Linked DNA regions of Homo sapiens: all the other regions are linked to region 1. A link is an interaction called in ENCODE POLR2A ChIA-PET data of the cell type or tissue named here. Cell type or tissue: MCF 10A. All regions are shown on one strand. Region 1 has its middle 24 kb from the start of PKP1. Region 2 has its middle 7.5 kb from the start of PHLDA3. Region 3 overlaps LAD1 (ladinin 1). Region 4 overlaps LOC101929326 (a long non-coding RNA gene).

The links. ChIA-PET counts read pairs that join two places held together with the same protein. Peaks named below come from ENCODE experiments on the same cell type or tissue, not always from the same donor. Only the 100,000 strongest peaks of a DNase experiment are listed, where the experiment ranks them.
Region 2: POLR2A ChIA-PET joins it to region 1 with 15 read pairs; 2 of 35 experiments call an interaction of 5 or more read pairs at or near these places.
Region 3: POLR2A ChIA-PET joins it to region 1 with 15 read pairs; 4 of 35 experiments call an interaction of 5 or more read pairs at or near these places.
Region 4: POLR2A ChIA-PET joins it to region 1 with 68 read pairs; 5 of 35 experiments call an interaction of 5 or more read pairs at or near these places.

Annotation. Positions count from the first base shown.
Region 1 is chr1:201,257,301-201,262,300 of GRCh38, reverse strand. No RefSeq gene overlaps it. Among named protein-coding and RNA genes, the nearest start is that of PKP1, 24 kb to the left of the region's middle. In MCF 10A, a CTCF peak has its summit at 2,463 (motif pointing right); DNase peaks (open chromatin) are centred at 1,250, 1,960, 2,230 and 2,600.
Region 2 is chr1:201,459,153-201,464,152 of GRCh38, reverse strand. No RefSeq gene overlaps it. Among named protein-coding and RNA genes, the nearest start is that of PHLDA3, 7.5 kb to the left of the region's middle. RefSeq lists an enhancer at 1,992-2,574. In MCF 10A, a CTCF peak has its summit at 962; DNase peaks (open chromatin) are centred at 952, 2,112 and 2,812.
Region 3 is chr1:201,394,151-201,399,150 of GRCh38, reverse strand. The region is part of intron 1 of LAD1 (ladinin 1); the gene reads left to right. Among named protein-coding and RNA genes, the nearest start is that of LAD1, 2.7 kb to the left of the region's middle. RefSeq lists an enhancer at 1-131. In MCF 10A, no CTCF peak of the experiment used is centred here; DNase peaks (open chromatin) are centred at 1,310 and 1,890.
Region 4 is chr1:201,351,467-201,356,466 of GRCh38, reverse strand. It overlaps LOC101929326 (a long non-coding RNA gene), which reads left to right. Exons shown (of 3, transcript XR_241171.4): 1 at 1-192; 2 at 456-517; 3 at 693-1,052. Among named protein-coding and RNA genes, the nearest start is that of TNNT2, 24 kb to the left of the region's middle. RefSeq lists an enhancer at 2,404-2,943. In MCF 10A, no CTCF peak of the experiment used is centred here; a DNase peak (open chromatin) is centred at 3,096.

The DNA.
Region 1 (5,000 bases):
CTAGAAAGAGCCTGAGACCTGGAGACCTTCAGGGAGGCCTGGAGAGCTCCTTCTCGCCCAAAGAGCAGCTCCCAACTGCTCAGGGCCCAGTCCTCTGCTCCCCACCTGCCACTCCAGGTGTCCTCAGTCCACTGATGCCCTGTCTTTCACCACAGCCCATCCCCACTCTCCCTCCACCACCCCTTCCCCCGGCCACTCTCAGGCCCCACCAGGGAAGCTGGCCTGCCTGGTCATAGAGTTCCTGAAAGAAGGTAAGCTCCCTCCTGCTGTCCTGAGGGTGGGAAATCACAACAGTCAGCCTTCCTGGTGACAACAGCTGCTGGACAAAGACTACCCCTTCCTCCCATGACACAGACTCCTCACTTCATGCCTGGCATGCTTGCTGAGTGACTGCTGGGTGATGTAAATCTCCCAACTCAACAGAGACGCCCATCCAGACCAGGATTCGCCCACTCTCCCGGGCTCCTCATCGCAACCTGACATTCCTGGAGGGCGCAGGGTTTCTGCCACCAGCCAGTTGCATAATCCCAGGCATGTACCTACCTCTCTCCTCTCTCAATGTACAGCCTCATCTGTAAAATGGGGTAGTAACCCCTGCTTTTGGGATGGTTGTGAGAATGAAATTAGGTCATAAAGACTCATGGCACATGGTGAATGCTCCATGCTAGGGAGAGCCTACCCACCATCACCCCCTTGCTCACAGTGATGGGTCTTTTGGGGTGCCCGGCAGAGCCTGGGATCCATGTGCCTCTCTCTGAGGCAAGGCCCCACTACCAGGAACTTCAAAGCATATGTTGTGGAACACAAGGATCTCACTGGAGCTACTGGGGGAAGAGGGAGAAGGTTGCTCCTGGTGGGTGGGGTTCTGGACCCTTCTTGCCTAATTCGGAGTGGCTTCACTTTTGTCTGCTTTATGCCTTCAGGTTCCAAATAGCATTGTTTGAAATTTCTGATGCCTTGAGAGTTTGAGGTCACTTCTTTCTAACCTCCTCATTTTACAGATTGGGGAAATGGAGGCCTTGCCCAAGATCATAGAGAGAAGGAGGTGCAGAGCCTAGCAACGAAGCCAGAGCTCTGTGGCTACGAGCGGGTTCACTCCAGTGCTGGGGGAAGGGGGCTGCTAACTAATGCCCCACAGCTTCCCTGGGTGGAGTTCAGACTCAGCTATCAACACCCCTGGCTCAGGCAGGGCACTCAGCTCCTGGCTCCTTACCTTCCTGGATTCTGTGGGCACAGGGAGGCATCTCGCCAGGGGTGAGTACGTATAGAGCTCAGAGGCAGGGAGTGCCAAGAACATGGGGAGTGGATTCAGCCTGGACTCTCTGAGTGCAATGGGGTTGTCCTACACTCATGGAAGTCTCTGAACATAAGCCTGGGTACCCAGAGATCCCCTCTAATAGGAACAGAGCGTGAGGGGTGCCTGTGTACAAGGAAGGCAAGTCAATCAAGAAAAGGGTTTCCATGCACAGACTGGTGCCCGGTGCCAGGTGCTGGTGGGATGCGAAGGTGATTGTAACACAAGTCACTATTTACAGAGAAAGACTTTCAGGGTATGGGAATGTGCTGTATTTTGAATTTTATACATTCATCAAAATTCATCAAGATATACACTTACAGTCTGAGCATTTTATTGTATGTAAAATGTAACATCAATGACTTAAAAAATCACCTGAGGGAGACACTAGGAAGGAGAAAGATTTGAGTGGGGACCACCAGGTAGGTATGTGCCTCCTGCACAAAGGCAAAGAAAGGACTCCATCACACCACGGAGAGATGGGTGTGGCTGCCCGTCCCAGCAGCGGCCCCCGGAGGTGCCCGGATGGGTTCTGTGTCAGGAAGCTCAGGTCAGACGTGTGCACATTTTTGCCAGAACCCATCTGCGTGTGCACATTTTTGCCAGAACCCTCCCTCCGCACAGGCCTCTCTCCAGGCTGGAGGACACACCAAGACCTGCCCCCAGGCTGGGCGCAGGCCAGTTAGCTCTTGGTCCCTTTCCCGTCCTCAGCCACACCCTCAGGGTCTGGGGAAGAGGCTGGGAGAATACGCCCCTGACTTGGTGGAGGAGGATCTGTCCGCCCGCAGCTTCATTTCCCTCCAGTCCACCAACGGGCCTCCCTCTTGCAGAGGGAAATTGGGGCAGGCACAGGCCATTTGCAGAGAGGGGCTCTGGGAGCACTCTGCGGAGCTGCCCCAGATGACAGGATGTGAGCCGCCAGCGGCTTGGGGCGGCTGGCTGGGAGCCGTGTCTCATCGCTTGGGAAGCCGGGTGCAAGCGCCAACAGCTCCACTGACGCGGGAGGTGGGGGTGGGGGACAGGTGCTGCTCCAGGGAAGCAGCAGCCCCCACCCCGCCAGCCTCCCAGTCCTGGAACAAGTCCCCCATTGAGCATCCCAGGCACCTGGCGCACTTTCCCTGGGGGTCCACACCCTGGTGGAGCTCGTGCCTGGCCTCCTGGTGGGGAAAGGGCAGCCCTTCCTGGCTCCGGAGCAGGAGGTTCCCGGAAGAGGGCGGCTCTCTGGGCGAGGCCAGGCCTGGGGGAGGGGCGGATCCGCCACCGCAGCCCCCAAACAACCAGGCCACACCCCTCTTACCTATAACAGGTGAGAGCTCCCCCACCCAGGCCTCCCTGGCCAAACTCGCCTTCTGCCCTCCCTAACCTTGTAACTGCCATGACGAGGCATGACTGGCCCCTGCCATCTTCCCCTGCTGAGCTGTCCTGGTAACGTTCCCAAGCCCAGCCTCCCCCAGCTCCAGGAGGGAGGCTCACGCTGTCGACCTCTAGGGGGAAAGCCACCAGAGAAGGAGCAGAGTGGCCCAAGGCAGTCCCCAGCTCTTGGGGCTGCTCAGGATTCGGCAGTGCCCGTGATACTGCCAGGTTGAGCCAATATGAACCAACTCACTGATTTTTTTTTTAATCATTAAAAAAATAAAACCCTCCTCCAATTGTCAGGAAGGAGTTTGAAAACGGTAAGGTCAGCAGAACTGGGGGCCTTTCCTCTTCCCAGTGTCAGGGAGCAGCAAGTCTAGAAACAGGAGAGGGTTGGCCTGGAGCCTCTAGGGCCATCTTTGTGCTGTGCAGTGCCATGCCACCTCCACTGCCCCCCACTGCAGCCCTGCCTCCCTCCAGCTCTGCCCTGACACCTCGCCCAGTGCCCACTGCTCCCAGGCCAACACACACGTTTTTCCAGCTTTTGGGCTACGAGTGGGCTGCACCGGCTGAAGCCAACATCAGAGATGAATGGGACAGCAGAGCGGTCGTGCGCACTCAGCACCAGGTGGAGGCGCCCAAAGTCCACTGCGCTGTGGACGGTAGAACTGCTCCTCAGCCAATATACGAGTGGCCCTCAGAACAGGGAAGTGGCCGAGGAGGGTGGGCTTCTGCCTTAGGATGTGTCTCCTCCACAGCCCAGCCATTAGCTACGAGGGTGCTCTAGAGACCTCAAGAGCGGGGAACAGGCCCCTGGGGCTGTGAATCACTCATGGGTTGAGAAGAGGAGGGGAACAGAGGGACAGGGCTGAGCTTCCTGGGTAAAGGGGGATGTCCACACAGGGACGGGAGCTCCACAGAGAACCATTGGGGGTGAGAGTGCAGGCTAGCAGGGCTTGGCCTTAGCTGTAGGGTTCCGGGCTTTGCAGGGCACCCTACTCCCCAAAAGTGGAGGTTGGAGACAGCAGGCAGCAGCCTGAGGGGGTGAGACAATCACTCCATCACTCCATCTCACTCCATCACTCCATCTCACTCCATCTCACTCCATCACTCCATCACTCCATCTCACTCCATCACTTCATCACTCCATCTCACTTCATCACTCCATCTCACTCCATCACTTCATCACTCCATCTCACTTCATCACTCCATCTCACTCCATCACTCCATCTCACTCCATCACTCCATCACTCCATTTCACTCCATCACTCCATCTCACTCCATTACTCCATCACTCCATTTCACTCCATCACTCCATTACTCCATCTCACTCCATCACTCCATCTCACTCCATCACTCCATCTCACTCCATCACTCCATCACTCCATCTCACTCCATCACTCCATCATTCCATGTCACTCCATCACTCCATCTCACTCCATCACTCCATCACTCCATGTCATTCCATCACTCCATCTCACTCCATCACTCCATCACTCCATGTCACTCCATCTCACTCCATCACTCCATCACTCCATGTCACTCCATCACTCCATCTCACTCCATCACTCCGTCTCACTCCATCAGTTCATCTCACTCCATCACTCCATCTCACTCCATCACTCCATCTCACTCCATCTCACTCCATCACTCCATCTCACTCCATCACTCCATGACACTCCATCACTCCATCTCACTCCATCACTCCATCACTCCATCTCACTCCATCACTCCATCTCATTCCATCACTCCATTATTTCATCTCACTCCATCGCTCCATCTCTCTCCATCACTCCATCACTCACTCTCACTCCATCACTCCATCTCACTCCATTACTCCAACTCCATCTCTCCAACGCACTCCATCACTCCATCACCCCATCTCACTGCATCACTCCATCTCACTTCATCACTCCATCACTCCATCTCACTCCATCACTCCATCAATCCAGCACTCCATCTCACTCCATCATTCCATCTGACTCCATCACTCCATCACTCCATCAATCCAGCACTCCATCTCACTCCATCATTCCATCTGACTCCATCACTCCATCACTCCACCTCACTTCATCACTCCATCTCACTCCATCACTCCATCTCACTCCATCACTCCATCTCACTCCATCACTCCATCACTCCACCTCACTCCATCACTCCACCTCATTCCATCACTCCACCTCACTCCATCACTCCATCTCACTCCATCACTCCATCTCACTCCATCACTCCATCACTCCACCTCACTCCATCACTCCATCTCACTCCATCACTCCATCAATCCATCACTGTATCTCACTCCATCACTCCATCTCACTCCATCACTCCATCTCACTCCGTCACTCCATCTCAC
Region 2 (5,000 bases), 200 kb before region 1:
CTAAATAGCCTCTAAAATAGAATCTTTGGGCGGGGCGCGGTGGCTCACGCCTGTAACCCCAGCACTGTGGGAGGCCGAGGCAGGCGGATCACGAGGTCAGGAGACCAACCTGGCTAACACGGTGAAACCCCATCTCTACTAAAAATACAAAAAAAGTTAGCCGGGCGTAGTGGCAGGCACCTATAGTCCTAGCTACTCGGGAGGCTGAGACAGGAGAATGGCGTGAACCCGGGAGGCGGAGCTTGCAGTGAGCCGAGATCACGCCACTGCACTCCAGCCTGGGCAATAAAGCAAGACTCCATCTCAGAAAAAAAAGAAAAAAAAATAGAATCTTTGCTCTTCAATCAAACCGGAGGGTAACTGATGGTGGGGGTTCAGGCATAAGGAAAAGACGTATCCAGGCACTCAGAAATAGGGGAGTGGGCCGGGCGCGGTGGCTCACACATGTAATCCTAGCACTTTGGGAGGGCAAGGCGGGTGGATCACCTGAGGTCAGGAGTTTGAGACCAGCCTGGCCAACAAGGCGAAACCCCGTCTCTACTAAAACTACAAAAATTAACTGGGTGTGGTTGTGCACGACTGTAATCCCAGCTACTCGGAAGGCTGAGGAAGGAGAATCGATTGAACTCTGGAGGTGGAGGTTGCAGCGAGCGGAGATAGCACCACTGCACTCCAGCCTGTGTGACGGCAGTGAGACTCCATCTCAAAACAACAACAACAACAACAACAAAAACGAAATAGGGGAGTGTTAGTGAACAGATGGGGTTGAGAGGCAAGACATCCAGCAAACTAAATGCCTTTACAGGCTAGGCACTGTGCTCGACTCTGGGGATGCAGAAGAGAAAGACAAGATCCAGTCCTTGCCTCAAGGAGCCAGGTTCTGGTGACATCAGTCAGTGCTAACTGGTGCCCATAGAACTGGCCACCAGGCGCCAGGGGAGCACTGGGCAATACTTTCTCTGTCCAGCACTAGGGGTCATTCTCAGAGCTTGGCTGCAAAGGGCAGTGTAGGGTATAGTATGAGAGACATCAAGGGCAGAGGGCAGGTGGAGGGTGGAGGGGGAAGCAGGCTCTAGTTTCTGGCACTCTGCTTTTTTGGAACACCAGCCCTGTTGGTTTAAAGTATGTTGGTTCTTGACCAAACCCAGCTTCCGTTTCTCTTGCTAGGAGAGTCCCAGCCCCTTGAAGAGTCTGCTGCTGTTAGAGCCCTTGACACAGACCCTAGAACGCAGTTCTAGGTATGCAGCAGTGTAGGGGCTGGTGGTTGCAATGGGGTGATCATTTACTATCATTTGTAAGAGCCTGGGAGCTGTCTGAGTATCCTAAGAGCCCTCACAGCACAGAGGTCTGGGGTTCAAGACCAGGTTTTTTGTTGTTGTTGTTGGTTTTTTCTTTTTTGTTTGTTTTGTTTTGCTTTTTGAGACAGAGTCTTGCCCTGTTGCCCAGGCTGGAGTGCAATGGCACGATCTCGGCTCACTGCAACCTCCGCCTCCCAGGTTCAAGCAATTCTCCTGCCTCAGCCTCCCAAGTAGCTGGGATTCAGGCGCCCGCCACCAGGCCTGGCTAATTTTTTGTATTTTTAGTAGAGATGGGGTTTCAGTGTGTTGGCCAGGCTGGTCTCGAACTCCTGACCTTGTGATCCACCCGCCTTGGCCCCCGAAAGTGCTGGGATTACAGGCGTGAGCCACCGTGCCCGGCTAAGACCAGGTTTTAAAAAAGATCCGTGACCTCTTTGGGGAGTCTTTGCCTCTCTGATGGAGGAGGGGCCATCCTGCTTCCTGGGTTCACGGGTGTTCTCACTGCTCTGGTTTTCATGACTTTGAATTTCCAAGAAGGAGCAAAGGCCCTTACCCCGGGAAGGCTTGGCTAGACCTCAGAGTAGGGTCAAGACCTCTTTGGGGGCACAAACAGGCTCTGATAGTGCCAGCAGACATGCATGAGATGGAAAACCTTTGCTCAGTTGGGCCTGTGAGGCCAGGGAAGGGCTGTTGCCACCAACTCTCCCCATGCTTCGGCAGCCCCAGCGTGGCCTCACCCCCACCCGATACGTGAGTCATCCATGGGAACATGAGACAGGGCAAGTCTCAGCCAGGCAGCTGGGAGTCCGATGAGGTGGGGTGGGGAGACCGAGGGAGAAGGGATGGGCTTGCTGTGGTCAGGGTGAGCTGGGGTTGGGAGCTAAGGCTTTAGCAAGAGTGAGCCTGTTGCAAGGGTGAGAATGGAGACCAGTGAGGAGAGCCAGAGTGAGAGTCCATGAGCTGGAATCGCAGCAGGAAGGAGTAGGGGCAGATAGACAGGGCGTTACCGTGTGCAATCCTGAAGTCTGTTGGGGATGTATAGGTACTGTGGGCAGCTGTCACACCAGGGCCAGGACCCAAGGACCCTGGCAAGACTGGCTATACAGGAACATACTGTAAGGCTGCACAGAGAGCCCTGGTTTCACCTCCCTCAGTCTCCTGCCTCAGTGGGTCCACCATGGTTCACCGAAGTGATCTGTCCAGAATTCAATTCATTCTTCTGCTAAAACTGCCAGCGCTTTCCCCACTGCATTGGGAGGATGCCCACTTGTCAAAAGGGTCTTCTCTCCACTATCAGGGCTATCTCTCCAGTGTTTGTCTCTACGTGCTCCACGCCCGGCCCCAGCATGCAATCCACCCCCATTCCAGGACCTGGGAAAGCTGCCTCACACTGCCAGGCCAGTGTACCCCCACTCTTGCTACATGCTTCTGTATCACTGGCTCAGCTCTCTCTCATGTCACCACCTCTGAGAAGCTTCTCTGAGTGCCCTGCCTACAAGGCAGGCTGAGTAACTGCTCACTTCTCTCTGTGCTGCCATACCTCCTCTATTAGTCACACTGCCTTGTGATTGCTGATTTATGCGTCTGCCTGTCCAACTAGACTGGTCAGTTTCTGCACTTGTTATTTGTATATTCCTGGTGCCTCAGAGTACCTGGCAAATAGTAGATTCTAATAATAAAAATGACAAGTGGTATATAGTGTTTACTCCGTGCAAGATATTGACCCAAGAACTGTAAAAAAAAATTTTCTTTTTTTAAGACAGGGTCTCATTCTGTCACCCAGGCTGGACTGCAGTGGCATGATCTCAGCTCACTGCAACCTTGACCTGCTGCTGGGCTCAAGTGATCCTCCCACCTCAGCCTCCTGAATAGCTGAGACCACAGACGTGCACCACCATGCTTAGCTGGTTTTGTATTTTCTGTAGAGATGGAGTTTCATCATTTTGAACTCCTGAGCTCAAGCGATTCACCTGCCTCAGCCTTCCAAAGTATTGGGATTACAGACATGAGCCACCATGCCCAGCCTATACAATTCTTAAATCATGTAACGTTTCAACAACCCTGTGAGGTAGGTGCGATTATCACGACTCCCATATTTTACATTAAGAAACTGAGGCCCAGAGAAGTTAAGTGGCTGGTTCAGAGTCACATAGCAGCTAAGTGGTGGAGCCAGGAGTCAATGTGGTCACAGTGGGACTCTAGGTAAGTGCTCTTAACCCAACACCAAATAGATTCTTACTGTTTGTGAGTAAATAAGTAAGTGAATGAACCCAGCATTTTGCTGGGAGAAAGGAGGTCAGAAGAGAGAGAGTTGGTGAGGATCAAGCCCCGAGAGGGCAGAGAAGGGAATGGTCTGTGGGCTGGGGGTAGGGGAGGCTTCATGGAGAGGATGACTGGAGCCAAGTCCTGAAACAAGGGTGGAGATTAACTACAGGAAAGGACCCAGAGATGTGCCCCATGACCTGGGAGGCTCTGTGCATGCTCACGAGAGCTAGGCCTGTGGTGAAAATAGCCTAGAAGAGCCGATGGACTCCTTCCTGGTTATGAAGGAGCAGTGAGAACTCTGGGGGAATAAATGGTGTTCCAGGTTCAGAACCTTGTCGCTGTATTGGCCTGAGATGCTCTTTGTCTAAGGACCTGGGCACAGGGTCACCTTAGCCTGCAGGGACAAACGCTCAAGGGATCAGAAGCTGTGATCCCATGTGGCGGCAATCCTGGTCCCAGAGGCCTAGAGGCAGCACTCATGCCCTGCTTGCTGGCTGACCAACCAGCCTGGTTGGCCTGGAATTCTCCAGTTTTAACACTGGAAGTTCTGCATCCGGAGGAGCATCTCAGTCCTAGGCAAACTGTGGTAGTTGGCCACCCTACCCACTGCCCCAGGGACAGGAGGCCTTGTAAAACCCATCCTCATGATCTCACCAGTCAGCTCTGCCCACAGCACTCGGCTCCATTGAATGGGACCGTACAGAGTACAAGCCTGTGGGCAACAGCGCTACAGCCCTGGGGCATCACCCATCAGTGACTCAGATGTCATCAGCATTTCCTGCCATCTCAGGGGAGAGACCCAGGCCCCCAGCTGCAAAGAAGAAAGATAGCCAGGGGTCTCTTGGGGGCTCTCCAGTCAGCTCTGGGGGCCCTACTGGAAGCCAACTGCAACTCACTTTAACTCAACCCAACTTCAGTGCTTTCTTAAGCATGAGTGAGTATTTGCTGCACAGGGGCATAAGCCCATCCCACCCAGACCCTGGCTTTAAAGAGCTCCCAAGGTAACTGAGCCAGAGAGGGCAGCATGCAAAAGGAGGAGGACAGTAAGGTGCAGGCAGAACTATAGGAGGTAGGATGGAGGTGCAGGGAACATTTGAGCTGGCCCTTTTAAGGGAGCGTATAATTCTGACCATCAGAGAGAGGAGGGATGGCGTTCCAGGTGGAAGAAATCACATGTGCAAAGGTGCCAGGACCAGAGAAGGTGAGATGGGACAGGAGACAAAAATGGTGTGCACAGAACCTGAGGAACAACAGCCACACACAGAAGAAGTGGGCTGGGGGTGTGGGCTTCTTTCCGTAGGCAATGGGGAGCCCATCACAGAGGTCTGTCACACACACAGACACACACACACACAGACACACACACACACAGACACACACAGACACACAGACACACACAGAGACACACACCCACAGACACACACCCACAGACACACA
Region 3 (5,000 bases), 140 kb before region 1:
TCTTGCTGCGACTCGCGGGAGACAGGATTGGGGCCAAACTCGGGACCCCTGAGGTTACAGGGTGGGTCTTCTCCCCTCGGGGCCTGAGGCCCCACACAGGGTGCTTAGGGGAAGGCTGGTCCTCAGTCTGGACGCCCGCTGGGATATGGCCCCCCCTGTGGAAGGTGGAAGCAGGAAGGAACGTTTTGGGGGATTGTGGAGGTGTTCAGGAGTAACCTCCAAGCCTCATTCCTGAGAGAAGCCTCTCTCACTGCCCCCGTGTGTCTCTGGCGGAGAGGACCCCTGGGAGGTGTCCCACAGCCCCTCTTGGGAGGGGGAGCAGGGAGAGCCGTCTTGGAGGGGTCAGTGAAGAGGACTGGAGGGAAGCAGACCCGTCTCCCACTAAGGACGCTCAGAATCTCAGCATGGCATTTTGGGGTGGCATCTGGGCTGGGAACCTTAAGATAGTTGCCATCCCCATCTGTGCTGCTGCAATCTTTACTTGTACACTGGTCTCCTAAAGGGTCGGGGATGAGGCATCCTACCCCTGCCTGCTGGACATCCCATCAGGGTCCGAGAGGCCTGGGGAAGGCGGGTGTTCAGAAGGCAGCACCCCTCATGGAGATTGGTGACCTCTAGCGACTTCTCTTGGAGCGACCCTGCACCTCTGCCAAGAAGGCCCCCTGTGAGCATTTTCACCTCATTCCTCCACTGGGCGCCCCCGTCCCCCATCTTGTCCCTAAGGAAACTGAGGCTCCTGCGGTAGCCCAGAGCTGGAGCCTGCTCTTTTGATCCCTTTCTAGCCAGGTAGATATTAGCCTCTTAGCTCCTCCCAGGTGGGCATTTGGGTCTTGGCCTTTCCTGAGCCAGGGCTATCTCTGCCAGGTGCAGACCCTCCAGCCATTTGGGTCCTGTAGGCTTTCCCCAGCAAGGCATCTTTCACAGGTTTTTCCAGTGCTCTAGTATGTCCTCTACCCCGCTCCTGCCCTCCCTTAATAAGGGCTCCAGAACTACCTCATTGTCTCAGGCTTAGCCTCTCCATAGCAGCTCATCGCCTGGGACTGGGGGGCCACCTCCCCAGACCCTCAAGACCTCACAGTGCTCTGAAGCACTGTGGGCAGCCCATGGGCTCTAGAGAGGGGAAAAGGTAAGCCCCACGAATGGAGGGAACTCAGTGCTCTGGAAAAGAAACCCAGGCTGCTATAGAGGAAGGTCTATGCTGAGGGTGCGGCTGAGGAGTCAAGGTCTTGGACTTTGCATGTGGGTCAGTGTGCCTGGGGGTTGATGTGGGAGTGTCTTTGCTTCTAGATGTGGGCCTACCTGTGCCTATGAATGTATGCTTATGTGTGTGTGTGTGTGTGGCATACTTGTGGACAAGTGTGTTTATGGCCTATGAAGAGATGACACATCTGTGTGGGGAGCTGGTTCTTATGTTGCTGAGTCTTGAGTTTGTCAGTCTGCATATGTTCAGTTGAACTGTTTATTGAAGACCTCAGTACTGTGCATTGGGTTAAAAATACAAACCAGACACTCCTTCTTCAGAAGTTCATAGTCTGGTGGGATATATGTGATTTTGTGTCTGAAAGCATGCCTGGATATGCATGGGGGGGTGTGTGTGTGTGGGGAGGCAGCTGGGGCACTGGAACTTTGAAAATGGGAGCAAGGTCTGGCCTAAGCTTGTCCACTGCTCAGATGGACATGGACTCATGTGGCTACAGCCAAGTTCCCACAAGATGTCCAGGGTAAGTGCCAGGAAGCTCTGGGGAACAGTCCTGCCACAGGGGCCCCTGGCCTGCCCTCCCTGCCGGGTCCCAGCCCTCATAGAGCCCTGTGGGCAGACGCAGCTGCTGCCAACAGTCACCCTGATGAGGCACCTGGAACAGAGGACCGCTCCCGCTCCGCTCCCTGGGTGAACAAGCCTCAGCGGGCAGGCAGGAAAGGGCTGTGAGTCACTGTCAACAGAGCCTCCTGGGCTGGGGAGGACCGTGCTAGGGTGTGACAGCACGGTCCCAGGTGGGGAGGTGGATGGAGAGGTGGGTGGGTAGCTGGGGGCCAGCCTGCAGCCCATCCTTGGCATGGAGCAGAGATTCAAGTCTTCCAACCCTGGGATTGGGGGGGCAGTGGTGAGCTGGCTGGCTGGGTGCCCTGGTCAGAGGCCTTGTCCTTTTCTCCCCGGACTGGCCTGGTGACCAGTGAGGCTGGGCCAGGCCTGTCTGCAGGGGGTGAGGGGTGGATCTGAGAGTGCCTGGGACTGAACAGCCAGTGGTTAATCATTTCCCTGCCTGGGCCTTGAGCCGCCCTCCTACTTCCAATCGCTGCCCTGGGTTCTCCAGACACCTCTCCCTAGACCTTTGGGGCTGGAAGAGACCTGAGTTACCCCCCACAGTGACCATGCAGAAGGGGAACTTAAGGCCTGCCCTGCTCAGGTGCAGGAGACTGGCCAAGGTCATGGGCATGATCCCCCAACCCTCCTCTGTCCTCCCTTCCCTAACCCCAGTCCCCAAGATTTGCAAATTATGCTCCTTGAGCCCCAGGGTTCCACAAAATGCATCTGGGGCAGCCTTCTCACCCTCTCCCAGCTTTAAGCAGGGCAGCTGAGCCTTAATCTGTTGTATAATGGGCTTCTGTCTATGATTCAATTTGGGAAAATGGCTTGTACTGCTAAATATGACTTTTAACAACCACTTCACTTAAATCCCTGCCATCAGTTGCTGCAGAATAGATGGAAGTTAGACTTCAGGAAGAAAGTTCCCAGGGTAGAGGTCAAAACAAGCTCTCTAGTGAGTAACGGCAGAATGTCCTTTAGAATTATTTAAGAGAAAAAGAGGATCCCCATCCCCAAAGGATGGAGTTGAAGTCTGGAGTGGGGAGGAGGATAGCAGCATTACATGGAGACACCGAGAGGGACATGTGTCCCCAGATGAAGGCCAGGAGGTGGGGGAAAGGGTTGTCTAGAGGGAAGGAGTGGTAGGCAGCTGCCTGGGGCTGTGGCCTCAGCTAGTAGGAGCAGCTGAGCCTCCGCAGCTGTTCGGGCCTGTAGGTTTCACCCTGGGCCTGGCTCTGGGGCTTGAAGGTCAATGTTGCATGGGCCACGGGGTTTCCCCAAACCTCTGCCCTCCCAGGCTCCCAGGCTTTGCCCTGGGCCCCAGCCTGTCCTGGGGTAGGGAATACCACACCTTCAGATGCCCTCTTGGGCCTCTGTTCCCTCCCTTGAAGGTTCAGCTGTTGAGCTCCCTCTGGGTTAGGGCCAGCCCTCCCTGGCCATACCTTTTCTGGCACTTGGTATGATGGTTAAGCGTAGGTGCTTTTGAGAGGCTGACCTAGGTTTAAATCTTGGTTTCTTGTTTTTATTAGCTGTGCGATCGTGGGAAGGTTGTTAACTCTTTTGAGCCTCAGTTTCTTTATATACGAGATGGACAGAGTCTCACTCTGTCACTCAGGCTGGAGTGCAGTGGCATGATCTTGGCTCACTGCAACCTCCACCTCTTGGGTTCTAAGTGATTCTCATGCCTCAGTCTCCTGAGTAGCTGGGATTACAGGCGCCCGCCACCACGGACCCAGCTATTTTTTTTCTATTTTTAGTACAGATGGGGTTTCACCATGTTGGCCGGCCTGATCTCGAACTCCTGCCCTCAAGTGATCCGGCCGCCTTGGCCTCCCAAAGTGCTGGGATTACAAGCATGAGCCACCGCACCCAGTGGCTGTTGTAAAGATGAATGCCAGGGGTATTAGAACAGTGACTGGTGTTAGAGTAAGCACTTCCACGTTAGTGTGCTCACTTCCCCCCTTATTCCTTTAGTTATTCACCATGTTCAAGAAGTGCCTAACACTGTTTTGAGCCCTCAGTTTTTTAATTTATTACTGGGGTTTCAACAGCTGTACCCACTGAGTCCCCTCCTGGGGACTGGGCTTTGCCCTTCCCTCCCTTCCATTTTTATCCTCATAACTTGTGCTTATTGGAGATAACATTTCTCCCCAGGGTGGGGTGGTGCTGCTGAAGGGACTCATGTTTTGCCAGGTGTCAGGGTTGAAGGCAGCCCCATGATTCCCAAGCAGCAGGGGCGGTGGCCACATCACCTTGGGTGAGCTATGGGGTCTTAGTATAAAGCTTGGGGACACTCAAGGATCCCTGGGTTCTGAGTCCTGCAGCTGAGCCCTGGAGACCCCCAGGAGACCAGGCTCTGAGTGCTCATGCACCATCCAGGGCCCCACAGGAGGATAAACAAATAGGCCACTTCCCCAAGGGCTGAGGGTGGCATGTGGGAGCTGTGTGGCTCAAGACCCAGGAACCCTGGAGGCTCCAGCTCAGCCAGCTGTGGGTGTGGTCAGGGGAGAGGCACTCTGGGCTTTGTGGGCCACTTTCCCCAGTATTTGGATCCCTCAGCTTTGGAGGGCAAGAGCTGTTTCCAGGCTATGGACAAGGGACGGGGTGCATCCAGAGGAGGGAGCTGGAGGTGTGGCCTCACGTGTAAGCCAGCAGAAGTTGGCGTTTCTAAATCTGAATAAGAAAACCAAGGAGAGGTGGGACTTTGGAGCCTGCCTTATAAGAGAGCATCTGTTTGTGTGTAGTGAATGAAGGATGAATGAATGATGAATGTTCAATCTACAAATACCCAGAGCTCACAGCAGTCATGCAGAGGCCCAGGGGAATCTTGTTTAAGTTCCGTGGCCAAGGCCATAGGGGGATAGTTTGATTTGGGCGCCTCTCCATCTCCCCTGAGGAAGTAGAGGTGTGACTGACAGGAGGGATTGAGGTTCTCACCAGGAAGAGCTGCCCTGCTGGCAGAATTGGGAGGGTCTGGAAGGTTCTCCTCCAAAGGCACTTCCTTTCCCCTTGGGGTGATGGGCAGGCACTCGCCTTCCCTGGGCAGACAGCTGGGCAGATTGCCTTTGGGGGAGGAGTGGGCTTTGTTCCCCCTTTGTGCGCCTCGGCATCGAGGCAGAAGTTTTGTAATTTCTAGGGAGGAGGAGAGCCCAGCACCCCTGAAATTGACACTTACTTGCTGTTCCACATTTGTCAG
Region 4 (5,000 bases), 94 kb before region 1:
GCCCCCATGGGGGCCTCACCCAGTTGAGGTCCCCATCCCATCATCTTAAGAGGAACACCACAGGTTAACCCAAGCGCTGCCTCTAGGCAGGAGATCTGCAGACACCTGGTCTGCATGGAACCTGGAGCACTAATCCATAAGTGGAGCCTGGGAAGGGGACCTTGTCCTATCCCAGGACAGAGGAGAAAGCAAGTGAGTGTCAGGGTGCAGGGGCACACCTGGTCCATCAGCCCAGTGCAGGGAGTCCTGCCAATTTCAAAAGGCAAGGGTGGGGGCTTCAGACCAAGTGGTCCTGTGCTCTCCCCATAATATTGCTAGGGAACAGAAAGATCATGGATGTGTGCACAGAACACACTGAGATAGCTTCACAGATAGGGCCTCCACACACCCTCCTCAGTTCACCCACCACTTCCATCATTCTTGTGCTTATGATGGTCCTGAACCAAACGTTGAAGGTGCAGCAGTGGCCAAGAGCTGTCCTGGGCCTCCTGACAACTGAGGAGCTGGATGCAGCGGGGTGAGTTGACGCCCACCCAGACACTCTGACCCCCACTGTCCCCACTGTCCCCTGCAGGGACCTCCCTCTATGCCTCTCAGATCCCATCTCACTGTACTTTCGATCCATGACCCATTGCCTCATGGGCCTCTCAGCACCCTGTGTACACCAAATGCTCAGGGAAAATTACTTGCAGGCTCTTCTCAGCCCTGAGTCAGAGGTGAAGACTCTTCCGCCATCCTGTCATCAGATTCGTTCTCCTAACAAGCTCGCATCCTGGGCAGAGCTTGTTCGTGTGATGCCCACTTTAGAGGTAGAGCTGGGAGAGAACAAGGTGTTCCCCCAGGGCTCCTTCGCCTGGGAATCCAGCTCCTCCAGCTGGAGCCCCGATGCTCTGAAGCTAGAGCCTCACTTTCTCCCATCAAACTCTGGCTCTGCCCCTTCCCAGCTCTGGGATTTTGGTCAAATTCCTTGCCTTCTCTGTGCTGAAGTTCCCCTATCTAAACAATGGGGATTGTTATGAAGGCTAAATGAAATAAACATGCAGCAACTAGCACAGTGCTTAGTGCATAGTGTGTAATCAGCACGAGCCACTGCTACTGCCTTTTGGATGAAAACACGTTATTAGCCTTTCTCAAGGGCTCAAGGTCTGCAGAAGAAGAGTTCACCCATGCTGGGTCTGGGCTGGCTCCTCCTTGCCTGTGTGGTTTTAGGGAACCCTTCAATGGCTCCTCTTTCCTCCTGGATTCCACGGCCTGGTCTTCTCCCTCACCAGATAGGCCACCAGGGGTTGGGGGTGGGTGGGATTTGCTGCTACGGACTGTCCCTCCTGGCACGTGGTTCAGCGTGTGCCACTGTCTGGATGGAGGTGCCAGAACTTGTTCCCAGGCCAGGCTCCACTCCCTACTCTGCAGCTTGATTTCTGGGAAAGGTGGGGCAGGGCCTGAGCTTCCAGGGAACCTGCCCTGGTTGGGGGAAATAGCTGGGCTCAGGGATAGGTCTCAGGGCCAGGCTCTCTAATAGGCTCCTGTTGGGTATGGGGCAGGCTGGGGGTGCAGGGGAGACCAGGCTGGACCCCATGTTCCCACAGTGTAGCCACGGGCACTCACTTGCTTCTCTGGGCTTGGCTTCTCCTCTGAAAGTCCAGTCTGCCCTGTCATCCCTACCAGGAGGAAGACTAAGTGTGAATTTGGGGAAAATGCTGCTGATCTGGGTCAGCTCGTCTTCTCCCCCTGCACACATACCCTTCATGTGTTTCTCGCTCTGCGCCCCCCACGCAGGCACTGGGCCAGCTACTTTACATATGTTCTCTCCAGCCAACCATCCACAGTCCCCAGATCACACCGCATGTTGCAGATGAGGAAACTGAGGTACAGAGAGTTTAGGCAACATGCCAAGGGCCATTCAGTTAGTAAGTGGCAAAGCTGGGATTTGAACCCAGGTCTATGTGACGCCAGAGCCAGGATTCTTCCTAACATGTGGATCTTGTAGATTGAGGAGCATCCCAAATCTCCCCAGATTGCAGTGCTTGGGCCAGAATCAGAGCCTCCCGTGGGCTGACTTGGGGTGAGGGCACAGGGCAGGAGTCCAGGAGCTTGACCCTCTCTGCTGCCCTCCAGCTGCCCACCTGGGACCTGACAGGAGGAGATGTGCTATGTCTAGCACATGGAGGCGGCCTCTGGAGGGAACAGTAGAGGTGGGGTTGAGTGGGGCTCTACCCAGGGTGCAAGAGAATCATTGGCCAGCCTCCTCCTTCTTGGGAGTAATTATACCCCATACCTGTGTCCCAGAGTAGTTGGGGGGATCTGTGGGTCATGGAAGCACCTGTCATTACCTTGTCTGTGGGTTACCCCTCGACTCTGCAAAGATAGTGAGTAAACCTCAGGGTGGGCAGAATCCTGGGTCTAGATGCCAGCAGGGCCTATCTGGCTGTTGTTGGGGGTGGCAGAGGTGCTTTAGGGACCCTCTGCAGTCTACCTCCAGCCTTACTTTTCAGCCAAATGGAGCTAGCTACTTTTGTTTCTCCAGCATGTCCTATGCTCTCCCACCTCTGCATGGCTTTTTCTTGCCCTTCTTTCTGTCTCTGCCTATCCAACTGCCCTCCGCCTTCCTCAGGGCCTCGATGAAGTCCCTGTTTCTCCAAGAAGCCTTTGGGACTCCCTCCTGAGCACCTGGGGCTTCCTGAGCACCAGCGATGCCTCTGGTGATGCCTTAAGAGCCGCACATTGAAGGCCCATTCACTCTGGGCCTCCTGTGGTTCACAGAAACCAGGACTGGGTGCCCAGCCCAGACCTCCCTGCCTGGCACTGTTCCCAGGGCTTCAGCCCCACCCACCTGCTCATCCCAGGTTCTCAGCTCCCACCCCAGCATCTACAGGAATTTAAATTGCTCTCAAATGAAGACTCAGGAGAAAAATGTTTCCATACTTGTGCAGAGCGCCCTGACCTGGGGCGGGGGTTGGGGGAAGTAGCCCCAGCTCCGCCCTGTGGCCCTGCCCTCAGTGCTGGCCTTGGCCACACTGGCCACACCTGCAGCACGCCCCAATCCCAAAGCAGTTTTCCCCGTAAAGCCAGGCCTGAGCAATGCAAACCTGAAGAAGCCTGGGGCTAGGCTGGGGCTGCTCTTCAGGAACGCAGTGGGCGGGGTGGGAGAGGTGGTGTGATTCCCAGGCTGAGAGGTGCTGAGATTGTGCTGGGTTTGCTAAATGTGGGACAGGGAGACCTGTTTAGGATGAGCTGCCTCACCCCGTCCTCTCCCCACCCATCCGTACCCTGCCAATTCCCAGAAGATGATGCCAGCTAGGAATGCAGGTTGATGAAGATAAAGGCAGAAGGTCACTTCACTTCTACCTGGGGGCAATAGACAAAGCAGTGTTTCCCTCTGAACTTCACACAGAGACTCCTCTGGCCCCACATCTCCCACCTGTTCAGGCCCAGGTGATGTGGTGAGCAGTGGTTTCTGCTGGGAGACACTTGGCATAATTTGTAAGCCAGCTACATGATAATACTAACAAATGATATTTGCCTCCATATATTAGGCACCTATCGTGTGCCATATACTATGTTACGTAATTTATGTCCACTCTCTAATTACAGTAACATGCAAAATTAGGTCCTATATAATAACTCCATTTTATACACAAGGAAACTGAGGCTCAGAGAAGTTAGGTGACTCATCCAAGGTCATACAGGGCAGGATCCTGATTACTGTATTTTTATTACAATGTTAAAATTATTTGAATGGTACACTTCCTACCAAATCAAGTCAGGCATCTGATAGAAACAAAGAAAAGCATATTTTCAAGAAGTCCCTTCTGTATTTTAGCCAACAAATATTTGAATAATTTCTGATTATATAATGCAAAGTACGAGTGCATCGATCCTTATCATAGAAAAACTTGTGTGAAATAATGTTCAAATTTGTCTATTGCAAAAATTTGATCACTCACCTGGGAAATCTGGAATTAGGAATGTAAGATCTTACCACTGCCTCTTGCTCATATAAAGTGGCTTGTGAATTCACCTAGCCCTCATCCCACTCAGTTGCGGTTGGTGGTTTCCTCATCTCTCCCCTACATCTAGCCTGGGCACTTCCTGGGACCTGGGGTCCTGGGTTGTTCATCCGTAGATCCCAGTGGCCTCCATGCATGGGAATGAATACAGGAGAAAAATCATTCTCAAATTAGATGATCTTGTTTAAGGTTTGATCTTTTAAATATCAAATATCAGAGAGGGAAAATATGGCAAACTAATCACATTAGAGTTGCATTGTCTTTCACAGTTGTCAAAGCACTGTAACAAGTCCATAGGATAGTAACTTTAGAAAAAGAAGACCTTTGATCTTGGAAGGGTCATACGTTTACCTCGCTCACATCATATCGATGCAAGCATTAAATCTGCTTGATAACCAATGTTTCTATTAGAAAATAGGGGTCACTGACACATTGGTTCAGTCATTGTGTAAATCCAACACATATTTATTAAACACATACTCTATTCTAGGTACTGGCTAGTTATCAGGGTTATACCTGAGGACAGACCAAGACTGTTTCCTACCTTCATAAACAAGAGGAGAAAAGTATTAAACAGACATTAGATCACTGGATAGATAGATAGATGATAGATAGATAGATAGATAGATAGATAGATAGATAGATAGATAGATAGGAGATAGAGATAGGTGACAGATGGATAGATGGATAGATAGATAGCAGATAGAAAAGAGATAGGTAGATAGATGGGAGGAAGGTAGATAGATAGAGATAGGTGGATACATACATGCATATATGCATAGACACAGACACATGTATGTACAGATATAGATATACATATGCAGTGCCTGGGTCTCAAATTGTAAAAAGAGAAACCCAGAGGAAAACAGCAGTGTGCTGTGAAAGAGAACAGGTTGGACATAACTTAAACGGAGGTGTTGGATGAGGGAAAGCGTCCTTGTGGAAGATATCACTGAGTTGAAAACTAAAGGATTCATAGGCATTGGCCAGAGG